Linked DNA regions of Homo sapiens: region 1 is linked to region 2. Evidence: chromatin loops called from intact Hi-C (ENCODE). Cell type or tissue: heart left ventricle. All regions are shown on one strand. Each heading gives the region's core, and the rest is flanking DNA. Links, peaks and the distances in the headings are about the cores only. Region 1 overlaps CDADC1 (cytidine and dCMP deaminase domain containing 1). Region 2 overlaps FNDC3A (fibronectin type III domain containing 3A).

The links. A loop is a pair of places that touch in the nucleus more often than their neighbours do. Peaks named below come from ENCODE experiments on the same cell type or tissue, not always from the same donor. Only the 100,000 strongest peaks of a DNase experiment are listed, where the experiment ranks them.
Region 1: it touches region 2 in a loop (3-fold over the local background); 20 of 110 quality-filtered maps call a loop at or near these places.

Annotation. Positions count from the first base shown.
Region 1 is chr13:49,274,067-49,290,919 of GRCh38, forward strand. CDADC1 (cytidine and dCMP deaminase domain containing 1) reads left to right here. Exons shown (of 10, transcript NM_030911.4): 6 at 225-274; 7 at 4,284-4,453; 8 at 6,443-6,632; 9 at 12,156-12,216. Among named protein-coding and RNA genes, the nearest start is that of CDADC1, 35 kb to the left of the region's middle. In heart left ventricle, for the core only: CTCF peaks have their summits at 7,210 (motif pointing left) and 7,225 (motif pointing left); no DNase peak of the experiment used is centred there.
Region 2 is chr13:49,102,249-49,119,101 of GRCh38, forward strand. FNDC3A (fibronectin type III domain containing 3A) reads left to right here. Exons shown (of 26, transcript NM_001079673.2): 4 at 12,407-12,483. Among named protein-coding and RNA genes, the nearest start is that of MLNR, 110 kb to the right of the region's middle. RefSeq lists enhancers at 10,570-11,074, 11,075-11,578. In heart left ventricle, for the core only: no CTCF peak of the experiment used is centred there; a DNase peak (open chromatin) is centred at 7,993; H3K4me3 peaks cover 2,497 bases; H3K27ac peaks cover 829 bases.

The sequences.
Region 1 (16,853 bases), core at 4,160-12,159, 170 kb after region 2:
ACTGAGTTGGTAGTGACTCTCTCTAGTTATTTGGTACCTAGCTCCCATATTCCATACTTAAAAGTGTTTATTTTAATACTTTTCTGTAATTAGTGAAGATACAAGGATTGCTGCTACATTTATGAAGTATGTTTCAATACAAGTTTTTATTACTTTTGGAAAAATATATTTCTAAAACTAACATATCATAATTTTTACTGAGTTAAATGCCATATATCTTTCAGAGGATCATAAAACAGGAGTTGGGGCAGTCATTTGGGCAGAAGGGAAATCTGTAAGTATGAAAACAATTCTTTAAATATTTAACCTGGATTTTGTTTAAACATAGTTCAGTCTTCGGTGCATTACAGGTTACTGACTGCCAAGGCGGGCAGATCACAAGGTCAGGAGATTGAGACCATCCTGGCTAACACAATGAAACCCCATCTCTACTAAAAAAAAAAAAAATACAAAAATTAGCTGGGCGTGGTGGCGGGTGCCTGTAGTCCCAGCTACTCGGGAGGCTGAGACAGGAGAATGGTGTGAACCCGGGAGGCCGAGCTTGCTGTGAGCAGAGATCGTGCCACTGCACTCCAGCCTGGGTGACAGAGCGAGACTCCGTCTCAAAAAAAAAAAAATATTAATATTTTTGTAATGGTGCATTTATGAAGATCTATAAAGATTTGCTCATCCCTCAACAGTTTTCTAGATAGACGCATTCATTCAGCAAACATTTGTTAAACACTCTCTACAGGTTAGGCACTGTGCCACAGTGAATGCTGGGGATTAAAGATCACATTTTATGGCCTCATAGTTTAGTGATGGAGATGTAGAAGTAAAATATAACTGATATGTAAGTGTAATTATAACTGATATCATGAGAACATAGAGGAGGAACCTTTGCTTGGAAAAATAAGTAAATACTGTTGGTGAATATTATTAATGTTACTAATATAATATTCTTGAAGAATAAGATAATTTCTTCAGACAGAGCAAGTCAATAGGACCAGGAGGATAACATGAATATTCTTGGTGAACATTCTTTTTTTTTTTTTTTTGAGACAGAGTCCCCCTCTGTCACCCAGGCTGGAGTGCAGTGGTGCAATCTTGGCTCACTGCAACCTCTGCCTCCTGGATTCAAGTGATTCTCATGCCTCAGCCTCTTGAATAGCTGGGACTATAGGCATGTACCACCACACCTGGCTCATTTTTGTATTTTTAGTAGAGATGGGATTTTGCCATGTTGACCAGGCTGGTCTTGAACTCCTGGCCTCAAGCAGTCCACCCTCTTCTGCCTCCCAAAGTGCTGGGATCACAGGTGTGAGCCACCATGCCTGCCCTGAATATTCTTAATATTAATATTAATAATGTTAAAATTCTTGAAGATTAGGAGGATATCATCAGGCAGAGCAAGTTAATGGGACCAGGAGAATAACACACAGAGACTGGGGTGAGAGAGAGAATATGGGAAAACGCATTTGATTTGGCACATAGAGTAAGCAACAAAGTGGACGGGACCATGAAGAACTCTATATTCCATGTAAAGATTTTGGACTTTATCCTGGCAGTGACATACTATAGCACAGCACTAACCAGTAGAGAGAAAAGGCAAGGCTCAAACTGAATTTTAAATTTTCTAGGTGTTATATATATATATATATATATATATATATATATATATAGAGAGAGAGAGAGAGAGAGAGAGAGAGAGAGAGAGAGAGAGAGAGAGAGAGAGAGAGAGAGAGAGAGAGTCTCACTCTGTTGCCAGGCTGGAGTGCAGTGGTGCAGTCTGAGCTCACTGCAACCTCTGCCTCCTGGGTTCAAGCAATTCTCCTGTCTCAGCCTCCCCAGTAGCTGGGACTACAGGTGTGTGCCACCACACCCAGCTAATTTTTGTGTTTTTAGTAGAGATGGGGTTTCACCATGTTGTCCAGAATGGTCTCAATCTCTTGACTTCGTGATCCACCTGCCTTGGCCTCCCAAAGTGCTGGGATTACAGGTGTGAACCACTGCAACCAGCTGGAGCCATGTTTTTAAAAGGAAGACAGATAAATTAATTTTAAGAAAATATTTAATCATGTAATCAATAAAAAATTATTGATGAAATATTCTGCATTTAAAAAATATTAAATCTTCAAAATTCTATGTGTATTTTACACCTGCAGCACCTCTCAATCTAGACTAACCACATGTGGCTAGTGGCGACTGTATGGGACAGTGCATTCCAAGAATGTTCTAAGTGGGGAAATGATTTGATCAGATTTGCATTATAAATAGAATGAGGTAGGGCTAGACAGAAAATAAGGAGATTAATAAAAAGAGATGAGGACTTGGAGATGTGGGGATGGGTTAGGAGGCTAGAATCAAGAGATATTTAGTAACTATATAGCTGACTGAAAGGTGAGCCTACATTTTGCCTCAGGGACTTCACAGAAAGTAATCTGACAATTTGCTTTGATGTTTCACAAACTCCTCAAGTTCACTCATCCAGTATCTTCCCTGCTAACCTCCTCCCTCATCAGTGGTCACCATCTTGTCTGTTACTGTACACATACAATCACCTAGCACAATGGATTCCACCTTCAAAATACCTCTTGACTCTACTTACCTGTACCCCAACTGTTAACTCCTACTAGAATACTAGGCTCCTCTGCCAGAAATTCCTCAGCACTCTGTACAACTTGTCTGTGACATTCATCACAGTTAAAGTTATCTGTTCAATTTCTTACCCTCCCCAGACTAGAAGGCTCATGAGGGTAGGGACTCTCTGTCTTGTTTACAGTTGTATTCCAGCACCTAGCATAGGTCTAACTGGTGGTTGGAACTCTCATTTGTGTGTACATGAATGCTCAGCAGACTTTTGGCTTAACATCTGGTTGTTAATGATTTTGTGGAGAATGTCAGTTTCTAGTTATCTCTAGAGTAGGCCAGCAGGCAGCACGGTGAAATGGAAAGACACATGGCTTAGAGTCAAGTAATCTGGGCTTGAATTCTGGCTATGTTACTTACTCATTTTGTGACCCTAGACAATTAATCACTCTTGTCCTCAGTTTCCTTATCTGTAAAACAGTAATATTAATAGTATCACTCTTTAGGTTGTTTCAAGAATTGATCAAATGAAATGATCCATGTAAAACTCAGTATGGCTGGGTGCAGTGGCTCATGCCTGTAATCCAGCACTTTGGGAGGCGGGGGTGGGAGGATTCCTTGAGCCCAGGAGTCCAAGACAATCCTGGGCATCATGGTGAGACCCCGTTGCTACAAAAAAAGAAAAAATTAGCCAGGCATAGTGACATACGCCTGTGGTCCCAGCTACTTGGGAGGCTGAGATGGGAGGATGACTTGAGCCCAGGAAGTCAAACCTGGGTGACAGAGTGAGACCCTGTCTCTAAATAAATAAATAAATAAATAACTCAGCATGATGTTTGACATTTAGTAAATGTTCAAACAGATTTATTAATGAGATAATATTTTGTTTGCAGGCTTTTGTTGGCTCACTATTACATGATTTTTATGAAGCTGCTACAGTAATGAGTCTGTTGATATTATCATGAGTAATTATAATATATTGAAATTTAATGAGTTTTATAGCATATTCCAAAAAACTATTACACACACATTACTAATATTTCATTCTAATAATTGATAAAGCATTCATATTAACTACTATTTCTCTTTAAAAGAGAAATAAGAGCCATTGAAGTAAGAAGTTCTATAATAATATGCATATAATAGAGGCTTAATAAATACTGAAGATGAAAATGCATTTTTTATTTTCCAACTAAATCACAATAGCACATTTTTAGCCCAACAGAAATTTTCTGTTTAAAGTATTTAAAAGTTTTTGACTTGCTAACCAGTAGCATGGCACAGAGCACATAAGAAATTAACAATCACTTGTTGAGTACCTGCTATGTACAGAATACTCGAACATGTTGAAGGGATGGAAAAGAAATATATAACATGGTTTCTGCTCTCCAGGATCTATAATTTATTTGGGAAGTAATATCTGAATCAAGTGAAATAATTTGTTAGTTAAGTAAGATAGTATTTAATTAATTGCAAAAAACAAGGACTTCCTTGAGATTATAGATTAGAGAGGTGGTTGGCCTTCTTGGAATTTAGCTTTGACAAGATCACACTGCAGTAGGAGTATCTGGTATTATATTTTTTGATAGCTCAGTTTACTGTAGAAAATTGAATGAATATTCATTATACAAAGTATGATAGCAAGCTTCAAAAATACATTGCAAAGTGTCTTTTCAGAATGTTGAAACTAACCATTGGTTTGCTCACTCTCGTAGAGAAGTTGTGATGGAACAGGTGCCATGTACTTTGTAGGATGTGGTTACAATGCTTTTCCTGTTGGATCTGAGTATGCTGACTTCCCACACATGGATGACAAGCAGAAAGACAGAGAAATAAGGAAATTCAGATACATCATACATGCGGAACAGAATGCCTTGACATTTAGGTATGAAATCCTTCTTGGTGTACTTTTCTTTAAAATGTAGCAAGGGTTGGTTGAAATTAATTTTCTTATAATTGTAATTTATTTCCTTTTTCAAATTCCAAGAAAGTTTCCTTTCAGAAGTATAACTTTGGTAAAGCTTGGTCCTCACTGCCAGACCTGAAGCTATGACCTGACCTGAGGTCATCGCCTCTTCAGGTCTTCCCAATTTGTTGAGCATGTCTTTTTTTCCCTTGCCTCTCTCCAATATGAAACTGCTTTAAGTTTATCCTTTGGGATCTTGCTCAGCCTCTCATATTTCTGGATGTTAAGGCTCCTTTGTTTTCTAAATCTGGAGCACGCATTTATTAATACAGTTACACGCCACAGAAAGACATTTTGAGCAACGATGGACTACATGCACAACGTGTTCCCATAAGATTATAACAGAGCTGAAAAATTCCTGAGTGAAGTAGCCATTGTAACATCACACGTTACCTTTTTTATGTTCAGATACGCAAATACTTACCATTGTGTTACAATGGCCTGCAGTATTCAGAATAGGGATTTATAATGAACCAAATTGCTTCAAAAGAGCTTTTGTTAGTGATTATACCTGTTAATTTACATCATTTTCACAAACACTTCTCAGCCTTTACCATTAAGGTTAAGGGATTAAAAAACTGTGTAAGACATGACTCCTGTCCTTGGAGAGCTTCTAATGCAATAGGGGATATGAGACGGCATCCACCTCGTGCTGTGGATTCTGTGGGAGGGGCAAATGTAAAGTGCTGCGGACATTCTGGAGCTGCTATGGACAAATGGGAGAGTGCAAGGGAAAGGCTTTAGGGAAGAACTGGCATCTGAACTGAGCTTTAAAGGATTCCTAGACTGGGGCAATTGGAAGGGAAGGGAAGACCATTCTTGCTTCTAGCATAAGCAACGGTCTAGAAGTAGGAAAATCCGTGGTGTGTTTAGGAGCATGAATATTCCAGTTAGGTTGGAATGTGGACACAAGGGAAAGACAGCTCACAAGGACAGGCTGGGACTGGACTCGAGAGGACTTTGAGTTTATGCTCCATTTGGTAGGCAGCGGGGAAATGGAATGGCATTGACAGAGCCATACGCTATAGATTATGTAGGTAGTATTGTTTGAACAGACTAGATGCATAGAATTCTGTTGCCCTAGTCCAGGTGAACGTAAATAACAGTCTCAACAAGGAAGATGGATGTGGAAGGCTGGCGGTGGAGGAATTGAAGATGGCTGGCTGAGAGCTACGTAAGCCTCAGAACCCGGAAGTCAGTCCTTGCAGCCCCAGTTGTTAGTCCTAAACTACCCTCAGCATGCAAAATTTCACCCAAAATTCCCTCTATTCTTTTCCTTGTCCTCTTCATTACAGATTTACTTGCTTCATTTTGTACAGAGGTGTGAATATATCAAATAGAAACTTTTCTTTTTAAAATTATCCTATGATAGGGAAGGGGTAAGGGAACTATAAGTCAAAACAGAACTTAAGTATTTGATTATTCATTTAGTAAACATTTATTGACTATCCACTAGGTACCAGATAGGGCTGTGTCATTTGTCTAACAAGATGAGTTAGTGTCTAATCAGACATGATTAGCTCTTAAGGTATCAGTTTCAAATCTAATTCCAGTATTCTAAACAGGTACTTATTTAGAAAGCATTGGGGGTTTTTTCTCTCTTTCTTTGGTGTCTGTATCTTCCTGATTTCATTTATTTTGTAATCTGAAACTGAACCTCTTACTTAGAATCAATAAATTATTTTTAGTTATAATAATTGTCATGTTCAGGTTGTATCATAACACTTTTGTGGGTTTACATACTTTGAACATTCAGTAATTCAGCAAGTCTAAGGCTTGATGATCATTATTAATAATGTCATAAATCTGTTTTTAAAACAGCTCAATTTTAGTGTTTAAAGATTTTTCTAAAAAATAACTTACCCTTTCAGAAACGACCTTTCTGATATTTTATAATTTTTTTTGTAGGTGTCAAGAAATAAAACCAGAAGAAAGAAGCATGATTTTTGTGACAAAGTGCCCATGTGATGAGTGTGTACCTTTAATTAAAGGTGCAGGCATAAAACAAATCTATGCAGGAGATGTAGATGTTGGAAAAAAGAAGGCAGACATCTCTTACATGAGGTTCGGGGAGCTTGAAGGTGTTAGCAAATTTACGGTAAGTAGATACACATTTTTTTCAGGTGTATTTTGTATTATGTTGTTAGGTACCCTGCTGCAATATTGTAAGTTAGTGATTCCCACCCTTTTAAAGAGTTTCAACAAATTATTATTATTATTATTATTATTATTATTTTATTATTATTATTTGAGACAGAGTCTCTCTCTGTTGCCTAGGCTGGAGTGCCAGTGGCTCGATCTCGGCTCACTGCAGACTCCGCCTCCTGGGTTCAAGTGATTCTCCTGTCTCAGCCCCCCGAGTAGCTGGGATTACAGGCGCCGGCCACCACGCCTGGCTAATTTTTGTATTTTTAGTAGAGACGGGGTTTCGCCATGTTGTCCGGGCTGGTCTCAAACTCCTGAGCTCAGGTGATCCGCCCGCCTCCGTCTCCCAAAGTGCTGGGATTACAGGCGTAAGCCACCGCGCCCGGCCGAGTTTCAACAAATTATTATTATTATTGAGTTTATTTATATGTGCAAACCCTTACCTAACTGCAACTGTTCAGCTAAGGATTCCTGCCTTATGAATTTACATCTCTGTAGAGAATTGAGCCAGTGGATCTTTTGGTGCCATCTGGTGGCTGATAAAAGAAAAATCTCTGACCCATCTCTTCCCTCTCCTTTCTGGCTTAGAGAGGTGGATAGAGGTGAAAATACTTCAGCAGTCCCCACCCTTTTCGGCACCAGTGACCGGTTTTGTGGAAGACAATTTTTCCACAGATGGGGTTATGGTTTTGGGATGAAACTATTCCACCTCAGATCATCAGGCAATAGATTCTCATAAGGAGCACGCAGCCTAGATCCCTCAGGTGTGCAGTTCACAGTAGGGTTCTGCTCCTATGAGAATCTAATTCCACCGCTCATCTGACAGGAGGTGGAGCTCAGGCGGTAATGCTCGCTCGCCTGCACTCACTTGCTGCCGTGCGGCCCAGTTCCTAACAGGCCACGGACCAGTACTGGTTGCTGCCAAAGGTTTGGGATCCCCTGCAATAGTTTAAAGGTCACCCCCACCCCCAAACAAAGGGAGGTGCACACACACAAACACACACATTTCTCATGAGAAAAATCAGGAAAACAAGAATATTTGTTTATTTATTTATATATTTATTTTGAGATGGAGTTTCACTCATTGCCCAGGCTGGAGTGCAATGGCGTGATCTCGGCTCACTGCAAACTCAGCCTCCCGGGTTCCAGCGATTCTCCTGCCTTGCTACCCCCACCCCCCTCCCCCCACCCCCCAGTATCTGGGATTACAGGCGCACGCCACCATGCCCAGCTAATCTTTTGTATTTTTAATAATAGAGACGGGGTTTCACCATGTTGGCCAGGCTGCTCTTGAACTCCTGACCTCAGGTGATACACCGGCCTCGGCCACCCAAAGTGCTGGGATTATAGGCATGAGCCACCACGACTGGCCCGGGAAAAAAAGAATTTCTTATTTGATAGTTCCAAAAATGTACTGAGGTAGTTCATGGAAAACACAAGAACTTTTAAGTCTTTATACCTCTTCACTATTTGGGTTCTGGTTTTTGTGGGTTTTTTTTTTTTTTTTTTTGCTTTTGTTTTTGTTTTGAGACAGGGTCTCACTATCTCACCCAGGCTGGAGTGCAGTGGCGCCATCTTGGCAATCTCTGTCTCCTGGGCTCAAGCGATCTGCCTGCCTCAGCCTCCCAAAGTGCTGGGACAAGCATGAGCCACTGTTCTCAGCCTATTTTGGTTTTCAAAAAGCTTTTTATTTGGAAAAAACCTTAAGCATACAGAAAAGTTATAAAAACACTACAAAGAAATTTTTTCCCAGAAGTTGTTGACATGATACCAGCTCACCCTTTATTTCCTCAAATGAGAAATAACCACATAATTACAACCATAAAAATCAGGAAATTAACATTGATACATTACTGCCACTAATCCACAGATTCCAGTCAAGGTTCATTAGCTGCCCAAGAAATGTCTTATATAGCAGGTTTCCCCAACCCCTGGGTACCAGTTAAGAAGCTTCTTCTGTATTTATGGTCACTCCCCATTGCTCACATTACTGCTTAAGCTCTGCCTCCGGCCAGATCAGCAGCGGCATTAGATTCTCATGTGAGTGTGAACCCTATTGTGAACTGCCCATGCAAGGGATCTAGGTTGTGCACTCCTTATGAGAATCTAAAGCCTGATGATCCCCCATTCCTCACCATCTGGTCTGTGGAAAAACTTCCATGAAACCGGTACCTGGTCCCTGGTGCCACAAAGGTTGGGGACTGCTTTTATATAGCAAAAGGATCCTGTCCAGAATCATACATTGTTTCTATGACATCCAATGATTTAATCCTGGCATTGAATGAGTTAATGTAACATTTAACTACTAGAATTTGCAGTGGGAAGAAAAATGATATAAAAGAACCGTTTATATATTTCAGCTTTACATTCCTGCCATATACATCAGTTTGAGTCCAGGATACCTGGAACATACATATATATGATTAACTTGGACATATAACATATAATTATATATGTATATAATTTTAAATATAGAAACATACTATCCAGTGTCTGTCATGTGTATATGAAGTATCATAAGTTTTTACCATTTGTAATATTGTCATTTTTTTCTAATTGTCTTATTTAAAGTTTATCACATTTTTAAATGAGGGGGTGTTGACATGGCACTGAAAGAAGGCAGAGATGGGAAAGATACCTTTTTTGTAAAACTCAATAAAAGCTTATATCCAACTAGTCAGAGAAATCTCTACTTCCGTGTTTTTGTTTTCTGTCTCTTCATTCCTCCTGAAGAGTGTGAATAAATAGGTTTTTCAAGTTCTCCTCATAAAGATTAAGTGACTTAATCATAAAGATTAAGGACTATGAGTGATGGGTTATGGAGAATTCTGAAATATCTTGCTTACTGGTAGATTTTAATAGCTTTTCAATTGTAAAGAGAATGAAGAGATCAGAAGAACTTAAGAAAGGGCAAGAGAAGCAGAAGGAGGCAGGAAGACTAAGGGGATCTTCAGGGGCAGAGATGGGAAAGGAAGCACCCAGTTGGGCCAGACCCTCCCGGAAATACCCTCACTCAGGCACATGTTCCAAAGGCTGTTGTTCATGGTTGTTCTCTGTTCTACCTCCAGTGAAGATGAGCTGTCCATCTTCTCATCCTTCTCATCTGGCCTGGCTGCAAATATTATGTAGATGGTTAGCTAGATACCTAGTTTTGTAAATGCAAGTAATTAACATGAACTAGAATTTGTTCTAAATCTGAATTTCAGTACCAAGATTATCAAAAATAGTGTGTGTCAATAAATTTGGTATTTGTTTTTAAGATTAAAGCAAATTGAAATTACTTTGAAAGATTTTTTGCTTTCCTTTTTGATAAGTTACCATAGACCTTGAGATAAGTAGTTCTATTCTGTGGTGTTGTCACAAACCAGGCTAGGACTGGGCAACACTGTTTCCAAGAATAGATTTTATCAATCTATATCCATGTCCACATACTCAGTTCTTTGTTTTCTCTTTAATATGTGTGGATTTTTCTCTATTAGGTTATATTACTTATTTTTATTATGAAAGTAGTATATGCTCATTGTAGAAGACTAGGAAAATAAAAAAGAACGTGTATTATCTCACAACTCATAGATACCACAATTAACATGTTGCTGTATTTTCTGCCACTAAAAGTTCTTTAAAAAATATTTTAAATAATTTAACACAATATTCCAACCCATAGGCCTAACTTATTTAACCATTCCCATGTTGTTGGACACCTGGATTGTTTCTAAGTTTTTACAGTTATAAGAAGCCTTTTTATGAATGTCCTTAAACATAAATTCAGGATTACTTGTTTTTACTTTGTCTGCCCAAATTAATAGGTTTTAGTGGTTTGACGTCTTTCAAAAAATGCCTAATTTTAAACATTTTTTTGGTAATTTCTCATGTAGCTTCCTACCCTTTCTAAGTCTTCTCTCTTTCTTGGTGCTAGCCTAAACCATCCCATTCGTTTAAATAACCAACCATTTCTAGATGTCCTCCCTTTCCAGGGACTTTTAATACATGGTAAAATGTTTGTCCTGTATCTCATCCCCCCTCAAGGCTCGTGATGTTAACTAGTTAATCTGATGAGTGAACTGATGCTTATGGAAGAGGCTCCCGGGTAATCCATATTTGTGTCCTGAGATGGTGCCCTAGCAGGGCCTTTTGGTTAAGTCATTAGTGATTCTGATAGAGATTCTATCCAGCTGAGAAAAGAAGGGCTGTGCTATAAGATACCGATTACTCTCCATTTTTATTTTCTCCTGCCCCAATATTCTATGTAATATCTGTGAATCTTCAGGCTTCCCTATTTATTCCTGAATGGTTGAGATGAAATACAGTAATCAGAGGAGATATATGATATGATATAAAATGATATGATGCAGGTAATAGTTTATGATATAACAACATTAAAAGGCAAGGTAATCTTGGTCATATTTTCTTTTTCTTTTCTTTTTTTTTTCTTTTTTCTTTTTTTTTTTTGTGAGACAGAGTCTTGCTCTGTCTTCCAGGCTGGAGTGCAGTGGTGCAATCTCGGCTCACTGCAAGCTCCACCTCCCGGGTTCTCGCCATTCTCCTGCCTCAGCCTCTCGAGTAGCTGGGACTACAGGCACCGGCCACCACGCCCAGCTAATTTTTTGTATTTTTAGTAGAGACGGGGTTTCACCTTGTTAGCCAGGATGGTCTCTATCTGACCTCGTGATCCACCCACCTCAGCCTCCCAAAGTGCTGGGATTACAGGCGTGAGCCACTGTGCATGGCCTATCTTGGTCATATTTTCATTCTTTAATACCTAGGCCTTTTCTAGCTATTATAAGATTCTCTAGGACCTGGAGATAGAATACAATGCGATGTTAATTCCATAGTACTGGGCATGGGTTCTAATTCTATTGCCTCCTGTAGTTAGGGTGTAACCTGAGACAAGTCACTCCAATCCTCTGGTCTTCCACTTACTTCCAATTAAAATGAATGTAAAGAATCTTCAACTTCTCTAAGAGTATTGATTCGGATCCCAGAAGTTATATCATTCAGGATCACTCAGTGTGGCGTTATTAGGGCTTTGTTAATTTGAACATGCTAACTTCTTTTTCTTCTATTTTTTTAATTTTTTTTTTTTTTCAAGATGGAGGCTTGCTCTGTCACCCAGGCTGAAGTGCAGTGGCACCATCTCAGCTCACTGCAACCTCCACCTCCCAGGTTCAAGCAATTCTCTTACCTCAGCCTCCCAAGTAGCTAGGACTACAGGCGCGTGCCACCACGCCCAGCTAATTTTTGTATTTTTATTAAAGACGGAGTTTCACCATGTTGGCCAGGTTGGTCTCAAACTCCTTAACTCAGGTAATCCACCTACCTTGGCCTCCCAAAGTGCTGGGATTACAGGTGTGACCCACTATGCCCAGCCATTTTTCTTCCATTTTTAAGAAGTTGTTTTGATATTTAAAATCAATGTGCTGGAATGCTATGTATTAAATCCTCTTTAAACAAGTAAAATGTTTGTGCACTCTTACAGTGGCAGCTGAATCCATCAGGAGCTTATGGTCTTGAACAAAATGAGCCTGAAAGGAGAGAAAGTAAGTATTTATGTATTGAGGTGAACTTTGTTGCTGAGGAGAAAGGATATACAGTGAATTTTAATGATCAGGTGATGAAAATTGTGTTAATAGATGGAGCATATTATTTTTGAAGGTTAGATTTTTGCCATTCAATTTGTTCATAAATATTTGTGGGTCTACCATATGCTAGGTGCTATGGAAAGTGCCGATTAATAATTACTCCTATAGAATCTACAGGTTAATACAAATAATTATGCACAAATTGACTTTATAAATTAAATGCATATGAAACAGTAAACAGCAATGCTCTTCTATAACAAAACAAAAGCTTATTGGGGAGTGAGAAAGGAAAAATATGTATAATTAGTACAGATGGATTGGGACCAAATGATGAGGATATATACATTCTTCTAGAGTAAACCCACATTTGCCCAGATTGGAAATGTTCTGGTAACTTGAATAATCTGATTAACTAAGAATCATCACAGCTACCATAATGAATTACTAGTCTTTAAAGCTTTATTATTCGTATACTACTACAGATATTTTGAATGTAATATAATCTTTGAGAAGTCTTACAATTCTTTAGGCACATAATTTTAGATATGAGTGCTATATAATATTATTCTAAAATAGTAACTATAGGCCAGGTGTGGTCACTCACGCCTATAATCCCAGCACTTTGGGAGGCCAAGGCAGGGGGATCACTTGAAATCAGGAGTTCGAGATCAGCTTGGCCAACATGGTGAAACCTCGTCTCCACTAAAAATACAAAAAATAGCCAGGTATCATGGCACATGCCTGTAATCCCAGCTACTTGGGAGTTTGAGGCAGGAGAATCACTTGAATCCAGGAGGTGGAGTTTGCAGTGAGCCGAGATAGCGCCACTGCACTCCAGCCTGGGCGACAGGGCAAAACTCTGTCTCTAAAAATAAAAATAAAACAGTAACTATATTATCGAATTATTTGGATTTGAAGTAAATGGAAGTTTTCTGTAAGTTTTCTTGATAATAACAATTTTTTAACCTTGAAAAATCAAGAAGTATAAAGGTCTTAGAATAATTTTTCTGTGAATATATTGATTTTCAGTGTTCTGAATTAGCTTTATTTGATTCAAATAGAAAATGTATTGTTTGCAATTTGGAAAAAAGTACATATCCACTGCATCTTTCTTTTTAAAAATTTATTAGCAAAAAAGGCTGTATCTATCTATCTATCTATCTATCTATCTATCTATCTATCTATCGGTCTGTCTCTCTGTCTATCTATACATCTGATTAAATAATGTACACTCAATGACAGTGTTTGAAGGGGCCAATGAATAATTTCCTATGTTAGGGAAAGGATACAAAAAGCACGAATCATAAAAAGGTTAATTTATCTATGCTACAATGAAGAATATCTGTTCATTAAAATATATTACTAGGCCAGGTGCAGTGGCTCACACCTGTAATCCCAGTGCTTTGGAAGGCTGAGGTGGGTGAATTGCTTGAGCCCAGGAGTTTGAAACCAGGCTAGGCAACATGGCAAAACCCTCTCTCTACAAAAAATACAAAAATTAGCCAATTGTGGTGGCACATGCCTGTGGTCCCAGCTACTCAGGAGGCTGAGGTGGAAGGATCTCTTAAGCATGAAGAGGTTGAGGCTGCAGTGATCCATGCTTGTACCACTCTACTCCAACCTTGGCAACAGAGTGAGACCCTGCCTTAAAAAAAAAAAAAAAAAAGATATCACTACAAGAGTGCAAAGGCAAGCCATGGAATATGAGAAGATACTTGCCACTTATAATCAACAAAGGGCTTGTATCTAGGATTTATTATTCCTAGATTACTAAGGAAAAGGAAGACATGCTGTGGTTAAAGCCCCAAGATTGGAAGGAGGGGACAAAAGGAAGGCTTCTGGTTTGCTGGCAATGTTTTATTTATTGACCCAGATGATGGTTACATATGTTTGCTTTGTGACAGTTCAACTGAACAGTTAAGTTTATGTTTATGCATTTTTGAACAAGTGTTTGATCTCAGTAAGCAATACCCCATTTCCTTTTTAATTATATGATAGTTTTACTGATATGTAATTCATCTATCATAAATTTGCTTCTTTAGTAGATTCACGAAGTTGTACAGGCATCACTACAACATAATTTCAGAACATTTTCATTATCTGAGAAAGAAGTCTCATGCCTATTTGCAGTCACTCCCCATTCTTCACTCCCCCTAGCCCTAGGCAACCACTCTTTCAGTTTTTATGGATTAGTCTATTCTGGCCATTTCATATAAATGGAATCATACAGTATGTAATTCCTTTCCAATTTTTGATTCAGTTGAGAAATAGACACCAGAATCAACAGATGAAAGTTACAACACCAGCTTTGTTGTTAGACTGGGGCTTGACTTTTGGGTAAATCAGTCTGTCTAACTCAGAGGGGGACTTGCTGCTGGATACTCTCTCAGTGCCAGTAGCAGGGACAAACAGAGAAGGAAGGCAGGCAGTGTGACTGACAACTCTCAAGTGCCCTTCCACTCCATGCAAATGGAACCCAGGTAACCCATAACAAGCATTCTTTTTAAAGAGTCATGGAGCTTTCAAGAAAATAAGAGAAATATTCTCCTAAGAACAAAATAGAGATAAGAAGGCATTTTGCTAGAATCTGAGGAGCAATAGTAAGCGAACACAATAGCCAGAGCTATCCTGGGGACAAATGTCCATATAAGCTGGGATCTGAGATCAGGTCTGGGTCTGCTGCAAGGTGAGTGAACTGAACTTAGTTCACCCAATCAACACATGAAAAGATGATTAAACTTATTAGTAGTCAGAGAAATGCAAATTAACATTGCACGGAAGTAGCTTTTTTTTTGCTTTTTTTTTTTTTTTTTTTTTTTTTTATGACGGAGTCTCACTCTGTCGCCCAGTCTGGAGTGCAGTGGCGTGATCCTGGCTCACTGCAACCTCCACCTCCCAGGTTCAAGAGATTCTCCTGCCTTAGCCTCCCAAGTATCTGGGATTACAGGCATGCACCACCATGCCCAGCTAATTTTGTATTTTTAGTAGAGACGAGGTTTCACCACGTTGGCTAGGCTAGTCTCAAACTCTGGACCTCAGGTGATCTGCCCGCCTTGGCCTCCGAAAGTGCTGGGATTACCGGCATGAGCCACCACGCCTGGCCTGAAATAGCATTTTTTATAAGCGTATGCCCTAGAGAAACTCTTGCATATTGTATAAGAGTCAGAGAGACAAAGAATTTGTTGCTATATTGTTTTTAAAAGCAAAAACTGGAAATAACACAAATGTTTGTTTTGGGTGGTTAGATAAAAATATTATGGTGTATTCCCACAATGGACTACCATATAGCAGTGAAAACAAATGAACTAGAGCTACATTCTTCAACATGGATGAATCTTAGAAATATAAATGTTGAATTTAACAAAGCAAACTACAGAATTATGATACCATTTCTGTATAAAGTTCAAAAAGACATACCATATATTGGTTAAATGTGGTAGGCCAGGCATGGTGCTCACACCTATAATCCCAGCATATTGGGAGACTGAAGCGGGCCAATTGCTTGAGCCCAGGAGTTCAAGACCAGCCTGGGCATCACAGCAAAACTCCATCTCTACAAAAGATACAAAAAATTAGTTTGGCATGGTGGCCTGTGCCTGTAGTCCCAGCTACCGCAGAGGCTGACATAGGAGGATCACCTGAGCCCAGGAGGTTGAGGATGCAGTGAGCTGAGATCACACCACTGCACTCCAGCCTGGGTAACAGACTGAGACAGACCCTGTCTCAAAAAATATATAAATAAATAAATAAAATATACTTTAATATATAGTATATACAGTAAAGTTATTGTTAAGAAGCAATCGATTGATAAACACAAAAATCAAGATAGGAGTTGCCTCTGAGTGGGGTGAAAGGGGATGGGACGAGAGAGGGAGCGCACGGGAATTGATAATGTTCTAGTTGTTGGATTCGGCAGTATGTTTTGTTTTTTTTCCATCTCCCCCCAACACACATAATGTAGTTTTATTCAGTTTTAAACAAACTGTAACTCTTTTGGGGCAGTAAGTTCATGAGTGTTCATTTTATTGTTAGGCTTTAGAACTCCCATCTGTATTATGTATGTATTATTATATATTACATAATACATTATATATAGAGAGAGAGAATGTTTCAAATATTACATGATATGATGAGAACAAGAAAGAGAGAGGGGTGGCTTTCCAGATCTACCTCTGGAAGGCAAGTCTGAGCCCTGGCCCAGGTGTCCTTAGGACAAGGAAACAGCAGGGCAGAACATACAGGCTCAGGGCAGGAAATCCCTCAAAAGATGGGAAGAAAGGGGCAGAAAGAAGCTTTTGCAGGTGATAGATATGTTCATTGTCTTGACTGTGGGGATAGTTTCATGAATGTGTACTTATGTCAGAAATCATGAAACTGGACTAAGCAAAATGGCTCCTTCCTGTGATCCCATCATTTTGGGAGGCTGAGGTGGGAGGATTGCTTGAGGCCAAGAGTTCAAGACCAGTTTGGGTAACAGACTGAGAACCCCATCTCTACAAATATTACAAATCAAAAAGTAAATTAAAAAAATTCATCAAGCTATACACTTTATGTTTAGTTTATTGCATACTTTAAACATGTATCATTTATTGTAC
Region 2 (16,853 bases), core at 4,411-12,410:
ATATATCTTAAATCACCTTAAATTGTCTTTTGGAATGGGTTGAGCTACTAATTCACTGATTGTTTTCCATATAATATCCCTTACTTACTAGAAACAGTTTAGGATCTTTCTTCACAATAGTTTCAGTGAGATAAATATAGGTACATTTTGCTTTATTATATGTAACTAGCAGATACTTAGGGCATAATAGTGTTGGGTTTTCCATCCAAATGTCAGTGCTTTTTGTGTGCTTTAGGCGATATTGACTCCTACCTTCAGAACCCTTCTAAGAAAACTTAACAAGACTTAACTTCATACCCTTACTATTCTCCCATTTGCCACAGAGTTCTCATCCTCAGTGTTAGTGACGTGGTCACTACATTCAAGGACCTTTTGGTTATAGTGAGGACAATACAGGATGCTTGTATTTTTTGTTCCCTAAAGACCTCATTAATTTGAGTATATGTGTCAAACAATTTTTCTATAGGAATAAACACAGAGGATGCATTGAGGAGATTACAGTTTATAGGAATGCATTATGCAGTGACCAGCATATTTTTCATTTTTCCATTCTTGTTTAATTATATGATAATTTTAGCAAACTTAAAAATGTACCTGCTTATTTTTGTAATATTATCTCAGATATTTTGCAGAGAGCTATCTTAATAGCATGGCATGTCATAGCAGTTGTTTGGATTTCTTCATAATATTTTAACATATTAACTACCATTCCTGAACTATTGATTTTCAGGTAGGCTTGTCAATACAAGCACTAGCACTGTGCTTAGGTGACATTGCTTAAGCACTTACTGTGTACCAAACACTGTTCTAAGTGCTGTACAAATATGAACTTATTTAATCTGCATAATATCTCTATGAAATAGAATAATTATTTCCAGTTTACATGTGAGAAAACTAAGATACAAAGAGGTTAAGTAACTTGAAAGGTCTCACAGCTATAAGCTGTCATTAGAATTAGATGGGCTAGCTGAGTCCATGTTCTTCATCACTACCTTATGCTGCCTTATGTTTAAGCTATAACAAATTATAATAAAATGAATGATAAAATAGCAAAATAGTAACAAAATTCCATTTGAAGACATTTTGATCCCAGTGAAAACAAATGTGGTTCACACAGTATTGACAAGGATAGACTGGTATTTTACCAGTTTGAGTGGCATCACCCAGTTCATGTGGAAGCATAGTAGGCTACAGTAAAGAATTTGGACTTCATCTCATCACAATACAGAATGGTCTCTGGGTTATAAGCAGAGGAGGATACAATGAAATTTGTTTTTTAGATCAGGTTAGCATTAGTGTGAGAGATGTATCAATTGCTAGGGACTGGGGGCAAGGAGACCCATTAGGAGAATACTGGAATAGTTCTAGAAAGAGCCTAGTGCTGCTAAGGCAATAGCAATGGAGTAGAAGAGAACATGGATTTGAGAGATATTTAGGAGATAAAACTGTCAGAACTTCCAAATAGATGATGTGGAAATTGAGATGGGGGGAAAATAGAGTCTAGGATTATTCTCACATTTCTGGCTTAAGATTAACTTATCATGGGAAACACAGAGGCGGAGTGACTATTGATGGAAAAAATAACTGGTTTTGAGTTTTATGTAAATTAAGTATTATAGATCTAGAGCTCAAGAAAAAGTCTGGATGAGATACAGAATGATAATCTTTCATGAGAGTAGTAAATAAGATCATCTTGAGAGATCATGTAGAATAAGGGAAGTGGACCAAGAGCAAAACTCCCAGGAAAATAAACACTTAAGGAAGAACAGAAGACAAGAAGCCATTAAAGAAATTGAAAAAGTATGATCAGGAGGTAGAAAGGAAACTAGGAGAAACTAATATTTCAGATGTTAAGGAAGAATATTTAAGAGAGTTGTTAGCAATGTTCATTGGATTTGGTAAGTAAGAATTTCATCTCAGTGACTTTTGCCAGTGCAGTTTCAGTAGAGTGGGCTGGACAAAAGCCTGATTATGGTGGGTTGCAATGTGATTTTGGGGCCGGGCGCAGTGGCTCATGCCTGTAATCCCAGTACTTTGGGAGGCCGAGGTGGGTTGATCACGAGGTCAGGAGATCCATACCATCCTGGCTAACACTGAAATCCCATCTCTACTAAAAATACAAAAAATTAGGCAGGCATGGTGGCGGGCGCCTGTAGTCCCAGCTACTCGGGATGCTGAGGCAGGAGAATGGCGTGAACCCAGGAGGCAGAGCTTGCAGTGAGCTGAGATCGCGCCACTGCACTCCAGCCCAGGTGGCCCAGGTGACAGAGTGAGACTACGTCTCAAAAAGAAAAGAAAAAAAAGAAAAGAAAAGAAATGTGATTTTGGAGACTTCCATTTCAAGTCATTTGGTAGAATGGATGCTCTGCTCTAGGTACCATCCTCTTATTAAAAAAAGATCTTCTGTAAGAATTTTAATTGCATTATTGTGCCCACAAAAAGTAAGAGACATGTCCTAGGGGATAGGGAGCAAGAAACAATGCTGGGACAGTTGGTTATCCATTTGGATTAAAATGGAATCAGATCCTTTTCTCATACCTTACCCCAAAATTAATGCTTGAAGACTTAAAGACTTATGTGAAAGGATAAACTTAAAAATAATAATAAAGAGAGAGTATCTTCATGACTACAGAGTAGAGAAAGTTTTTTTAGGATACAAACACACAAAATGCTAACTATCAAATGATCAGTAAATTTGACTCCATTACAATTAAGAACTTTGGTACATCATAAAATATATGAAAAATATAAGTCATAAACTAGGAAGAGTATATTTGCAACCAATGTAACCGTAAGGAATTAGTATCCAGAATACATAAAAACTCTTCCCAATCTATTTTTTAAAAAAGACTACCCAGTAGAAGAATAGGTGGGAAACATGGACTGGGTAATGCAAAATAAGATCAAAGTGAGATTGGCAAAAATTTAAAAATCTAAATACCAAGTAATGGAGGGAATGTGAATCAGTGGAACTTCTTATACATGCCTGGCTGGTAGGAATATAAATTAATATACTCGGGAAAACTATGTGGCACTATCCTATAAAAACTAACATTCACAAAACCCTAAGACACAGCATTTCCTCTCTTAGGTACATACCTTAAAGAAACATTTGCACATGTGAGCTGAGAGACATAGAGATAGCAGCAGTGTTCTGATCCATGCTTCTCTCTAAGAGATAGCATTAGATTGTCTTCTCTATCTACTTTAATTCCTTTGTTGATGTCATCCAGTCTCATGGATTTAAAGCCTATCTACCAAAGACTCTGGAATTTGTATCTCTAGACTAGGTAAGTATTTCCTTGAACTCCAGAATAGTAAAATGAACTGCCTGCTAGTTGAAATCTCCATTTGGATGACTAATAGACATTTCTAACGTAACATGTCCAAATCTGAATACCTGATCATCCCCAAATACGCTTCATCCACTTTTGTGCTATTAAAATTAGTACTGCTATGAATGTTCTAAATTACATCCTTCGGTTGGTGTTATATGTAAGCATTTCCACTGCCCATATACTTAAAAGTAGAATTACTAGATCATAGAGTATGCATATGTTCAAGTTTAGTAGATATTGCCAGTTTTGCAAAATGGTTGTACCATATACTTACCAGCAATATGTATAAGTCAGATGAATTTTTTTTAATATAACTTAGATCATGTTTTAAAATCCAGCAATGGCTCTTATTTTACTCAAAGTAAAAGCATACAGTAACCTATGAGGCCTAACAGAGTGTAGCTCATTTCCCTCTTAATCACTCTAACCTCACTCCTTTTCTCCCCCTTCACTCATGCTGCTCTGGTGACAGTGGTGTCCTTGTTAAGTCTTAAACATGCCAGTCATGTTCCCCCTTAGGGCCTTTACACTGGTTGCTCCCTCTGTGTAGAATGTTCTTCCCTCAGATATCCATATGGCCCACTCCCACACTTCTTTCAAGTCTTGGTTCAAATGTGACCTTCTCATTGAAACCTAAACTGATGTCTGTATTTTAAATTGCAGTATTCAATCTTCCCCCTCACCATCAGCCTATCTTAGTACTTAAAATCCTTTTTACCCTACTCTGTTTTATTTGTTTCTTTTGAGATGGGGTCTCACTCTGTTGTCCAGGCTGGAGTGCAGTGGCAGGATCACAGCTCGCTGTTATCTCAGCTTCCTAGGCTCAAGCAAGATTCCCGCCTCAGCCTCCTGAATAACTGGGACCACAGGCATGCACCACCACACCCAACTCAGTTTTTGAGATTTTTTATGGAGATGGGGTCTCACTATGTTGTCAAGTCTAGTCTTGAACTCCTGGGCTCAAGTGATCCACCTCAGCTTCCCAAAGTGCCGGCATTACAGGCGCGAAGCAGCACACCCAGCCTCTCTTTTTTATTTTATAGCATTTATCACTTTCAAATATACTTCGTGATTTACTTGAATATGATTTACTTATTTACCATGTTATTATTTTCTTCCTCTAGTGCCCAGAACACTATCTGGCACATTGTAGATAATCTATATATGTTTGTTAAGTGAATGAAAGCAAAAAAAAAAAAAAAAAAAACCAACAACAACAGAAACTGAAAAGAGCCCAAAAGCTAATGACAGAATAAACAAATTATAGTTATTTACATAAAAACATAAATGAAAATGAGGAAACTACAGCTATATGAAACTACATAGATAAGTCCTAGAAATCATAATATTGTTTAGGGATATATGTGATTTTTTTGTAGGAAATTATTTTTAAAAGAAAGGTAAGAATAAACTCAAAATTCAGGATAATGGAGACATGAGTGGCACAAAGTGATGGATTAGATGGTGAAGGAGCACATGGATGCAACAGTGTTGGTATGATCTGTTTCTTGGCTTGGATGGTGGATTTGAAACAGTCACTTTAATGACTTGCACTATTTTCTTTTGTATGTATCAAATATTGCATAATCAAAATTTTATTTAAAATGTGAAAGTGAATGTAAGGTCAGAAAATAGAGTCATGTTATAGAGTTAATGTTATATAGAGTTATGTTAGAAAGTAGAGTTATATAGAGTTATGTTAGAAAATAGAGTTACTGTTAATTTTGAGAAGTTTGAGAAAAGAGTGGTAGCTGGATGGTATGATGGGGCAGAAAAAAAGTGTCAGTGAGAGATGGATGATATGCATGGTTTATGTGTGAAACTTTACCATGTTTATGGGCACAGATGCAATGGTTCAAAGAGACTGAACAAAGGAAAAGGTAAAAATACCTGACAGGACGGAAATGACCAGTGAAGCCAAGTCCAAGTGGAGGATCAGATCAAGAGTAAAAGAGGAAAGATACCTTTGATCTAGTGAAGGAACAATGCTTCTTCTGCAAATAGAGGAAAGGAATTAGAAAAGTGTGTATGTAATATTGAGTTCAGTTCCATAACATCAAGAGTTCAGTTTCATGTCAAATAATGTGAAGAGTTCAATTTCGAGATATGGTTGAAGTCAGGTTGGGGAGGGCTCTTAAAGTGTAACGAGAATCTCTGATAATCATCCTAGAAAACAGTGTAAGGGATTGACCAGGGAAAGATTCATGAAAGGATTCCTGAGCAGTGCTGACAGCTGAGTTAAGGCTGAAGATACTAAATTTATAAACATGCCAGTCTGAGTACTGCTTGATTTCTACAGCTCAGGTGTAAGAGAAGACGGATTGAACTTGGAGATTTTCAGGAGATGGGGAAGTCAAAGGAAGACATGGATGAGAAAGGAAATCAGGCTATGAAGGCAGTGTTGGATCAGGAGAAAAGGGAGATCACTATGAAGAACAAATGTAGAAGAAAGAGAACTGGAGAGATGAAAGAAAGATATGATGGCCACATGAAAGTTTGATATTTCAAAGATGAGATAGTGGAGTTCTAAGTAATAAGTTCCAGGATGTATCTTTGAACATGGGTTACTAAAAATAGAATGAAAGACACGAGTTCAAGGAATTTTAAGCCTAGATTTTGGACATTAAAGTCATGCTGATAGACAAGAGTTGGGATAGAGAACAAAATTGATCACAGCGCCAAAGTTCTCAATAAATGAGGACTCAGCCTTAAAGCATTGAGAAGGGGTAGAGGGTTGTATGCACATATGCCGTGATCTCAAGGAAGAAGGAACTTTAGCATGAAACAGGAACAACAGTGGTGAAGGGAAGCAGCCTTGGAGTATCTGCAGACTACCAACACTGCTTCAGGAGAGGATAGGAAGTCTCTGCTCCTGGGGCATGCTGGGGAAAGTTTTCTACAGGACATCCATGCTTCATTTCAAGGCAACACAGGAACAAGTGTTCTGTAAAAAGGTTGAGGATATAGGAGAATTTATTTATAATGGAAAAAAACTTTCTAGTGAGCATAATGGAAAGGATTGAAAGGAGATGATAAGTTAAATAGTCAAGAAATAGAAATACAGGCTGTGTGCAAATGTGAGCCAAAATAAGAAGGTGGGCTGCAGAGGCTTGCTTTTTGTTTAGGGGCTGAAGATCAGAGACATGGTCGGATTTACAGGGGGGCTGGGTCTAACGTATATGAGTACATTCTGTTGAGACCAGGAGACTCCTTGCCCTTTGGTCTCGTTTTTCAGGGCAACCCTGCCTTTTCATAGGAATTTTGAAGTTAACAATTACCTTTCCCCACTTGTAAGAATAGGCCCTTACTGTCTTATCTCCTCTGGGGTGTCTTACATATATTTATTGAGACCTATTTCTCTAGGTTATCCTTTGCCAGTTGTTTTCCACCTTTGTGTGAGATGGGGCCTTTGAACATAGTTTACACTTTTTGAAAAGTATAGCCTTATTATTAGATAATCCTGCCTTTGCCTCGCTTTGTGCCCTTGGCATGTTACTCTGCTTCAGTTTTCTTACCTGGAAATGATGCTCACTTCACTTGTTAGGATTAAGTGAGTTAACGCAAGTAAAACACTCCAAATGATGCCTAGTATGTACTCTGCACTATGTGGTTATTTTTGAAAACATGGTGATCATACTTTTACATATTATAACTATTTACTGAGTATCATCAACCAATATACTTGATACTTTAAATTTATTTAATTTCATTCTCACAACAATGCTATGATGTTGATTAACCTTGTCACTGAAATAAGCTAAGACTTCAGAGAAGAGCAGTAAATTGCCTTGCTAATAAATACTGAAGCTGTTATTAAAATATATCTTTTAATACCAAAATTCACTTTCTTTCCACTGTACAACTTGTTACAAACCACTGTCATTATCATTACCTGTATATTTTTGTTAGCTGTTAATAAATTTCCTCTGAAGTTACATAGCACCATAAAGTAATGAAAGATCTCCAAAAGTTCTTATTCTTTCCTGTTGTAACTGGACATCTTTGGTCTCCTTTCTGGTCTCTACTTGTTCTTGGATAGAGAACTCTGAACCTGCACCTGAGGCTGTCTTTTCAGATTCGTGGATATGAGTAAGAATGCCATCTACTGAGCACCTGCACTTTAATTTAAATCTTAAATTTAAAAAAATCAGAAAGAAAATAAAACCAATAATGAAAGTGGTAGTCTTTATTCTCTTAAGAGGCAAATAACAGCCTGAAACATAAATCCCACCTTTGAGACACATGTCTATCAAACCTATATTCTATACACAATTATTTGTGTATTGTGGATATTCCTTAAGGATTGAGTATGGAGAATTACGTTATACAATGACATTTCAGACTGAATCTTTTAAATTAATATTATCTCAAATGTTCTAAATGAAAATTAGCGGCAGGCTGCATGAGTAAAAAATTAGAAGATAGCACCTGTGGTGTTATTGAACACAAAGAGAATCATTGTACATCAAATATATATTTCTGAAAAGTATACTTTGATGAGCTTTTGAATTGGTTCATAAGGAAGTCTGAAAGATGGTCAAATTCAGGGCAGCAGCAGTAGAAATCATTTAATCTTTTTTTTCCCCTATATCAGAAATGCTGCAAGCGGGAACGTTTGCTTTTTTTTCCCCCTTGCCCTTTCCTGGGTCACTGCAGGTCACGTGATGACTGTCACGTGACTCGGTCAAAGGATCTTTTCCTCTTACAGCCTTGCAAAAAAAAAAAAAGCCGTTCTCCAATTAAAGCTGTTAACGTGTACTACGCTGTTTCCTTGTTGGATTTTCTTGTTCTCTGCTGCTACTGTAAAAACGAAATGAGTGGTAAGATTTGCTGTTTTCGAACATTCTGCTTTTATTTTAAGACAGAAAGCATTGTATTAATCTAAAGTCATGCCGTGTGTTTTTAAAAATAGATGCTAAATATCATCGCCATAAAATATTTTAAATTGTTGCCATGTAAATACAAAAAGGTTAGACTATGTAGAGTTATTTTGTAATTTTGTATTCCACGGAATATTCCATTCTAGGATCTTTATTTTACTAGGTTTTTCTTCTAGAGCTAAAATCTGAAAATTGGCATCAGATTATTTGGAAGCCATTGTGAACGCTGGCTTATAGAGAATGTGTAGCACAGCGGCAGCACGTTGCATTTTAAGAATTAAAACTCCTGGACAAATTTGTAATTTTATTTAAAAAAAACCTCTTAAATATGAATGTATATTAACAAGGAAAGATAAAGAAGAATTTAAGTTATACTAGTTGAAATATCTTCTTTAAGTCAGTGATGGCACTTTTTAAGAAGCAGGGGTGGGGAGCTTCTCAAATTTCTTAAGACAATTGGTTAGAATTGTTTACTCTTCTGCAGGTTTTTGAAATAGGAAATGTATCCTTAATAGCTCCATGATTGGGGTAAATCATGCTCAAATCACATAGATTATAAAGGAGCTGCTAAGTGTATGCACAGTTGTTGTCAGGTATTGCTACTCTTGTGCCAGGCATACATTTGTCAATAGGATCTGAGTTTCTTCCTTGGGACAAAATCTCCCTCATTGCATACAAATTTAAGTCAGTTTGTAGTTAATTTTCTGTTACTTTCTAAATTAAAAAGTATTGTTGGAACTAAGGAGCTAATCAAACATTTACATCATTAAATATGCAAGGCTTTAAGGTTTCGCTACTATAGACACAGGAGTAACAACAGACATGAGATGCTGTAAACGTTGTAGTTCTAAACATCGATACTTGTATTTATTATGTTTATACAATAGGGGTTTGCATTCAGTGTTGAATGTTACTTCACAGCAATATTTTAGGCATTAAATATGATACCGATAAATTGTCTTTTTAAAAGAAAATCTGGCCGGGCATGGTGGCTCACACCTGTAATCCTAGCACTTTGGGAGCCCGAGGCAGGTGGATCACCTGAGGTTAGGAGTTCAAGACCAGCCTGGCCAACATGGTGAAACCCCGTCTCTACTAAAAATACAAAAATTAGCCGGGCGTGGTGGCACATGCATGTAATCCCAGCTACTCGGGAGGCTGAAGCAGAAGAATCACTTGAACCCAGGAGGAAGAGGTTGCATTGAGCTGAGATAGCGCCACTGCACTCCAGCCTGGGCAACAGAGTAAAACTCCGTCTCAAAAAAAAAAAAAAAAAATCTAACCATGTACAATTTCTGCCTCAGGATAAAAAAAAAATTTTTTTGCTAGAGTGAAAGGATTACTTCGTAAAGAAGTAAGTTAATCAGTCTTTTTCCTGGACTACATCTAGTAATATATTTACTACTGGTTTATTTTAGCTTACATTTCTCTTTTCAGCATCACACTTAGATATAATTAAAAAACAAAGTAGAATCTTGTATTACCAAATTATAAACTATTTTAGCGGCTATCAAAGTATAAAATGGTTTGAATTGTAACTACATATATATTCGTATTTCTGGTAAAAGGAGGGCCACTTGAAGCAATTGTGTGATTTTACTATTTTAAATGTAATTAGCAATAACTTATTATTCTGATGGCAAAAGAAAAACCTATTCTGATGACTTGATGTAAGGATTAAATTTGACAGCATATAAAAGGACCCACAGTAAAAGTGCAATGCTAATGGCCTTTATTAACATTATAAAATATGATTTTCAGTGAATTCTCTGTCAAGTTCTCAGCTGAATTTCACATATTGTAAGTAATACCTAAGCCACCTGTAAGGATTCAGGAAGTTAGTTTACTGTAGTTTTATATAAATTAGCTAATGGAAGTAAACCAGCATTAGTTTAAAACAGTTCTCATTTCTCTTGAGTCTAGAATATAGGAGCTAAAAGGTGAGTTTTGCATGAAGCTTTTCTGCCTAGAGGTATAAAGCAGCTCACAAGTTTTATTCAGTAAATTAATAGGTAATGTTTGCTTAAACTTAAGAAAATTTTATTCTTTCTCTCATGTTTTTACGGATGTAAAGACAACAAAGGCCTTAATTTTCCTTAGAGGCTTTAGAGCATTGTTCTTAAGCCTCAAATTATATCAGTTGCCAATACTGCATAGTATTTTAATGTTTACTAAAAATGTGGTAAGGATATGTCCTTAGAAATAAAACTACCTGGTTTTGAATCCCACTTCTACCACTTGGGGAGCTTAACCTCTCTGTGCCTCAGTTTCCACATCTAGAAAATGGAGATGATGATGATGATGATATTTACCTGATAGAATGATTATGAGGAGAAAAAATATGTAAAAGGCCTGGCACATAGTAAGTTAGTATTAGCTATATATAATTAAAATAATATTCTGGACAACTTCATGTATTTGGTGGTGGTCTTGTTTTGGATGGGAAGAGTATCTTATTGAAAAGTTCTTTTCACAGCCAGATATTATATAGTGTAATTTAGTGTTCTACACAAACACTTCTTACTTTCTCTCAACCACTTCAGTCTTATCCCTACTTTCTCTTCCCCTCCCCACCTCTTCTGTCCTTTCCCTCCCCTCCCCCTTTCTCCTATTTCTCCACATCGTTCCTCCTCCCCCTTACCCTTCTGTTTTCTCCTCTCCCTCCCTTCTTGTCTTCTCTTCACTCTCCTTTACTGCCTCTTGTCCCCTTTCTTATCCCTCCCTTTTCTTCTCTTACCTCTCGCCTCTCTCCTTCTCTCCCCTCTTGCCTTTCTCCTCTCCTTGCTTGCTTCCCCCTTTTTTCCTCCACTTTCCCCACTTTCCTTACCCCTGTTTAGTATTTTCCGTCACCCCGTTTAGTAGTTTCCCTCTTACACCCCCTTTCTTTTGTATTCTCTTTTCTCTTCCCTAGCTCTCTCATCTCCCTAGCCCTAATTTCATCACCACTGTGTGGTTCTGTCCTCACCCCTTGCCTTCCCTAGAAAGGGCAGAATGGCTGTAATCCGGATTTGTTGTGACCTCCATGTCCTTTATTCTGATTTTCTGAAGTATGTATAATATTAACAGAGTTACTTGTTTTCTACCCTACATTTGAGCTTTTCCTCCTTTATTTCTTTTATAGCTGAGAGCCATTATATAATGGTAGATTATAATTCTGCATATAAAAGAGATCCTTCCCCCTTTACATTCCTCATCAGACCTTTGTTCTTATTCCCTTAGAAATAAGTAATTTCTTTGAAAAGGTTTCATTTCAGGTTATAAAAAACTGGTGGGCATGAGGGGACACTGCAGTGTAAAGTTACAGGAAGAAAGGAACTGAAGGGGGGTAAGAGACTTTTTTAAAAGTTACATAAAGCAACTAAGATTTTAGTTCCTAGAAAGAACAAAACACACCTTCTCCAAATGCTTCTTTTGTTCCCAGAAATGTTAAAAGAGAAGGTAAACTAGAGATAATAGTTATAAAAGTTAATTGGAAAACCTAACACTATAAAAGTGAAAGGAAGTGTAGAGTGAGAGAAGCTGAATTTTCTTTTTTAGAACTTTTTAGTGTGAGAAACAAAAAAAAATTTTTTTTTCCTTTGGGTAAGTACACGTGTGGCATTTCTCTTTGTTCTTAAGCCCCCATAGACATGAGTCACACATTACACAAGTATTTTAACCCTAACAAAGCAAGTTCCAAATTTCTAACTATTCTTCCTCTTGCTGCTTTTCACTCTTGCTTTTTTATTTTGTCCCTGTAACTTTTGAAAATTTTGCCTTTTGTATTTTTCATTGATTTTATATGCAGAGTTTAGTTTGATTTTTCTCTAGGTCAGTGTTTCTAAACTTACACTATTATAAGAGTCACCTGGGATATTTGTAAAGTGAATATAATGATTCAAGACCCCATTGACTAAGAATCTCTAGGAGAGCCTGTTAATATGTTTTAAAAAGCCCTCCAACCTCCCCGCCCCCCACCACCCCTACCCCAGCAACTTTAAAAAACACAAATGTAGGTAAAGGGTAATTTGTGCACTTTACAAGATAAATTTTTATAACAAGTCAATCATCTGAATTTCTTTTTATAAAAATGTAGTTACTGTTGGCTTGAGTGTTTAGATGAAGTATTCAAAATGTAATTCAAATTGTTTTCAACTTTAGCCTGATAAGCAATCATGGGTTAATACATCATTTATGTGACCCATTCAGGTCCTGCTCAGGTTCCAATGATGTCCCCAAATGGTTCTGTGCCTCCTATCTATGTGCCTCCTGGATATGCCCCACAGGTATGTTTTTATGCTATTTTTCTTTTCATATTTGTATAATAGTGATAATGTTATTCTCTTTGACTTTGATTTTGATTTAAAAAAACCATTTAATTACTGAGGCTTACCAAGTGTTGTGTATCTATCATAAATCTATTTCAAGTATTTTAGTACATTTGGAAAGGAAGAAAAATTTTTATTGGCAGCACTCATCATTTGTCCTTGTCTTTGGGTGTTAAGTCACAAAAGAAAATTCATTCTAGAGTTTTGTCTCCCTAAATATATGACTAAATAAAAATAATATTTTAGGTTGTAAAGGTGCCTACACTGACATTTTTAAATTTAGAAATTTGCTTAGATGTAACCCAAGACAATGCTTCCAACTTTATTCATACAATGAATCTCAGACACTGTTGATAATTGCATGGCATATTGTGTTCAATAGAAAAGAGTTTAGCAACCCTGAGGGATGAGGGGGGGGGGGAAATAAAAAAAAAAAATCAGTATCTCCATACACCTGTAACCTTTTATGCATAATGACTGGGAAGCTCTGACCTTAAGTATAGTAATTTATGAACACAGGCAAACTGAATTAAACTGTAAAATCTGCAGGTGTTCAATATCTTCCACTACTGAGATTTCGTATGGTCTGCACGCTTTGCCTCAATCTATTTTGGGAAATAATCATTTTCTCTCCCTAGCATTGAATTTACACTTGAAGTTTTTCTTCAGGCCCTCTGTTACTTCCTCCCTGATTATGCCAGAATATTGGTGGTGGGATATTGGGGTGGATTTTCTGCACACTCTGTGAAGCACACCATCATATGAACCACAGCAAAAGAAGAGCGTGCTGGGAAGGAGAGAATGGAATGAGATTTAGAATGGATTCAGAAAAGCTGAATCCATATCTTATTTCAAACCTTTGCTGGCTGCATGGTCTTGGGCAAATCAACTTCCTTCAGTCTCAGTGCCTTCATTATGAGATGAGATCACGTACTGAAATTACCTTGTAAGCTTTTCAGAGTAGTCTCTACTAACTATCTCTACTTTTGTTTAGCACACTGACTCCTTAATATAGTCTGCATTCTGTCTATATTACTCTACTAAAACTGCTTTCCGCTATGTACCAAATCCAAAGTCCTGCTTTCCAGCCTGGTCCTCTTTGACCTCTAAAAATTTGGTACCACTGATAAGATTTACTACAGATTTCCTTGACATCATGCTGCCCTGATTTTTGTTTTCTACTTCTTTGTTGCACCTTCTCAGATCTTCCTTCTCTTACATGAAGACTGTTCTCTAGCATAGTTCAGTTCATGATTTATTGAGTGGCACCACGTACTGAGCTCTGTATTGGGAGCTAGTGATAAAAAGATGATTAAGACAAGTTCTTTCAGTGCACTTAGGTTATCTGCTGTTCTCTCATCTTACAGTACCTTTTCGTTTTATTTTTTGTGGCAAACTCCTATCCTTTTCATTTCACTTCATCGTGAGCTCTGAAAGCAGTTTTCCCTGAGCCTTTCCAGGTGCTTCTCCCTTTGGGCTTTCGTGGCATATTATTAATATATATATTCCTCTTTTCATAAACTTATGAAATGTGTAATTCTCTTTCCTGAGACTATGAATTCTTACAGTTCCTATGTTCAACAGTGTTCCACAAATATGTATTGAGTGTTTATATATGTCAGGCACTCTTGAGTGCTTGGAATATGTCCATGACTGAAAGAGGCAAAGACTCATGCCGCTCTGTGGTTTATATTCTTCTGGGAAGAGGCAAATAAAAAGTGGATAAACTCTATAATGTTTGCTGGGCATGGTGGCTCACGCCTGTAATCCCAGCTCTTTGGGAGGCCAAGGCGGGTGGATTACCTGAGGTCAGGAGTTCGAGACCAGCCTGGTGAAACCCTGTCTCTACAAAAAATACAAAAATTAGCTGGTCATGGTAGCAGGTGCCTGCAATCCCAGCTACTAGGGAGGCTAAAGCAGGAGAATCGCTTGAACCTGGGAGGCGGAGGTTGCAGTGAGCCGAGATCGCACCATTGCACTCCAGCCTGGGAGACAGAGTGAGACTCCGTCTCAAAAAAAAAAAAAAATCCTATAATGTGTTAGAGCTGGTTATATTTTACAAGAGTGGTCGGAAGAGGCCTCATTGGGCAGGTAAGATTTGAGCCAAGTCTTGAAGGACAGGTGGGGGTTAGCTATGCATCTATCTGAGAAAAGAGGATTCTGGACAGAAATGGCCAGTGCAAGTGGCTAAGATGACAGCATGCCTGGGAACAGCAAGGAGGTCAGTATGATTGGACTGATTCATCAAGGGAGAATAGAAGGGAATGAGGTAAGAAGTAAGAAGTCTAGATCATATAAGACTCTTACTTATCTTCATATCCTCAATGCCAAGTATATAGCCTGTCATATAGTAGGAGCTCAGTAAATATTTGTAAATTAGATAATCATCCGAGTTGAGGTTCTGTAATCTTTAGACCAAAAGCCACAGAGATAATCTTCCTATAGCATTTCTTTGGTCATAAAGAGCCTGTAGCCGGCTTGTACACTCAATGAAGTCTAGATTTCTTGACATTTAAGGCTTTACACGGTTCTGTCCTGGTTTGCCTTTGCACCATTTTCTTGATACTTTCAATTATGTCCATTTTTGTAGCCGAACATTTCTCACATGCTTACTTGGTGTTTCCTTAATGCTGTTATCTAAGGAATGTTATTCATTTCTCCATTTCTGCCTTTTAAAATTCTACCCATCCTTGAGGGCCTACCTAGATCATGTTATTGAACCACTTCTTGGTTATAATACATATCACCTAATATAATTATGTACTGTTAGCCCTTCATATCCTTAGGTTCCAAATCTATGGATTCAACCAACCACAGATTGAAAATATTTGAAAAAAAAAATTGCATCTATACTGAACACGTACAGACTTTCTTGTCACATTTCTTAATACAATATAACTATTTACACAGCATTTACATTATATTAGGTATGATAAATAATCTAGAGATGATTTAAAGTACACCCGAGGGTGTTGTAGGTTATAAGCAAGTACTACACCGTTTTATATCAGAGGCTTGAGCATTAGAAAATTTTGGTATCCACAGAAAGTCCTGGAACCAATCCCCCATGCATACCAAGGGACAACTGCATATGTATTTTTACTCCTACAGGATTTTAGGTTCCTTAAGATAGGAACTGCCTTTTAATTATTTTTGTGTTCTTGTGGTAACTCAAATGTAGTAAGTGTCCCATAAATAGTTGTCACATAAATTAATGAATTTTAACAATAATCTTCCTGGAAGGATTATGTGAGGTTAGTGGGCTACTATTATTAATCTTAATTTAAGATGAAGATTATCTCTAGAAAATGTGTCGTTTTCATTACACAGGGTAATCCAAAGACAAAAATCTAGTCTTATCGTTTTTTAGTTAATTTAAGTTTCCAGTATGTAAGACTTGATTCTTCCACAGAGGGCAAGCCCACAGAGGGCGAGCTGAAGCAGGGTGGGGCATCGCCTCACCCAGGAAGCAAAAGGGGTCGGGGAGCTCCCTCCCCTAGCCAAGGGAAGCCATGAGGGACTGTGCCATGAGGAACAGTGCATTCCGGCCCAGATACCACACTTTTCCCACAGTCTTCGCAACCCGCAGACCAGGAGATTCCCTTCGGTGCCTATACCACCAGGGCCCTGGGATTCAAGCACAAAACTGGGCAGGCATTTGGGCAGACACTGAGCTAGCTGCAAGAGCTTTTTTTCATATTCCAGTGGCTCCTGGAACGCCAGCAAGACAGAACCGTTCACTCCCCTGGAAAGGGGGCTGAAGTCAGGGAGCCAAGTGGTCTAGCTCAGCGGATCCTACCTCCACAGAGCTCAGCAAGCTAAGATCCACTGGCTTGAAATTCTCGCTGCCAGCACAGCAGTCTGAAGTCCACCTGGGACACTCAAGCTTGATGGGGGAGGGGCGTCTGCCATTACTGAGGCTTGAGTAGGTAGTTTTCCCTGAGCAGTGTAAACAAAGCCACCAGGAAGCTGGAACTGGGCAGAGCCCACCGCAGCTCATCAAAGCCACTGTAGCCAGACTACCTCTCTAGATTCCTCCTCTCTGGGCAGGGCATCTCTGAAAGAAAGGCTCCAGCCCCAGTCAGGGGCTTATAGATAAAACGCCCGTCTTCCTGAGACAGAGCACCTGGGGGAAGGGGCAAGTGTGGGCACAGCTTCAGCAGACGTAAACGTTCCTGCCTACCGGCTCTAAAGCAAGCAGTGGATCTCCCAGCAGAGCTCCCAAGCTCTGCTAAGGGACACATTGCCTCCTCAAGTGGTTCCCTAACCCCCGTGCCTCCTGACTGGGAGACACCTTCCAGCAGGGTCGACAGACACCTCATACAGGA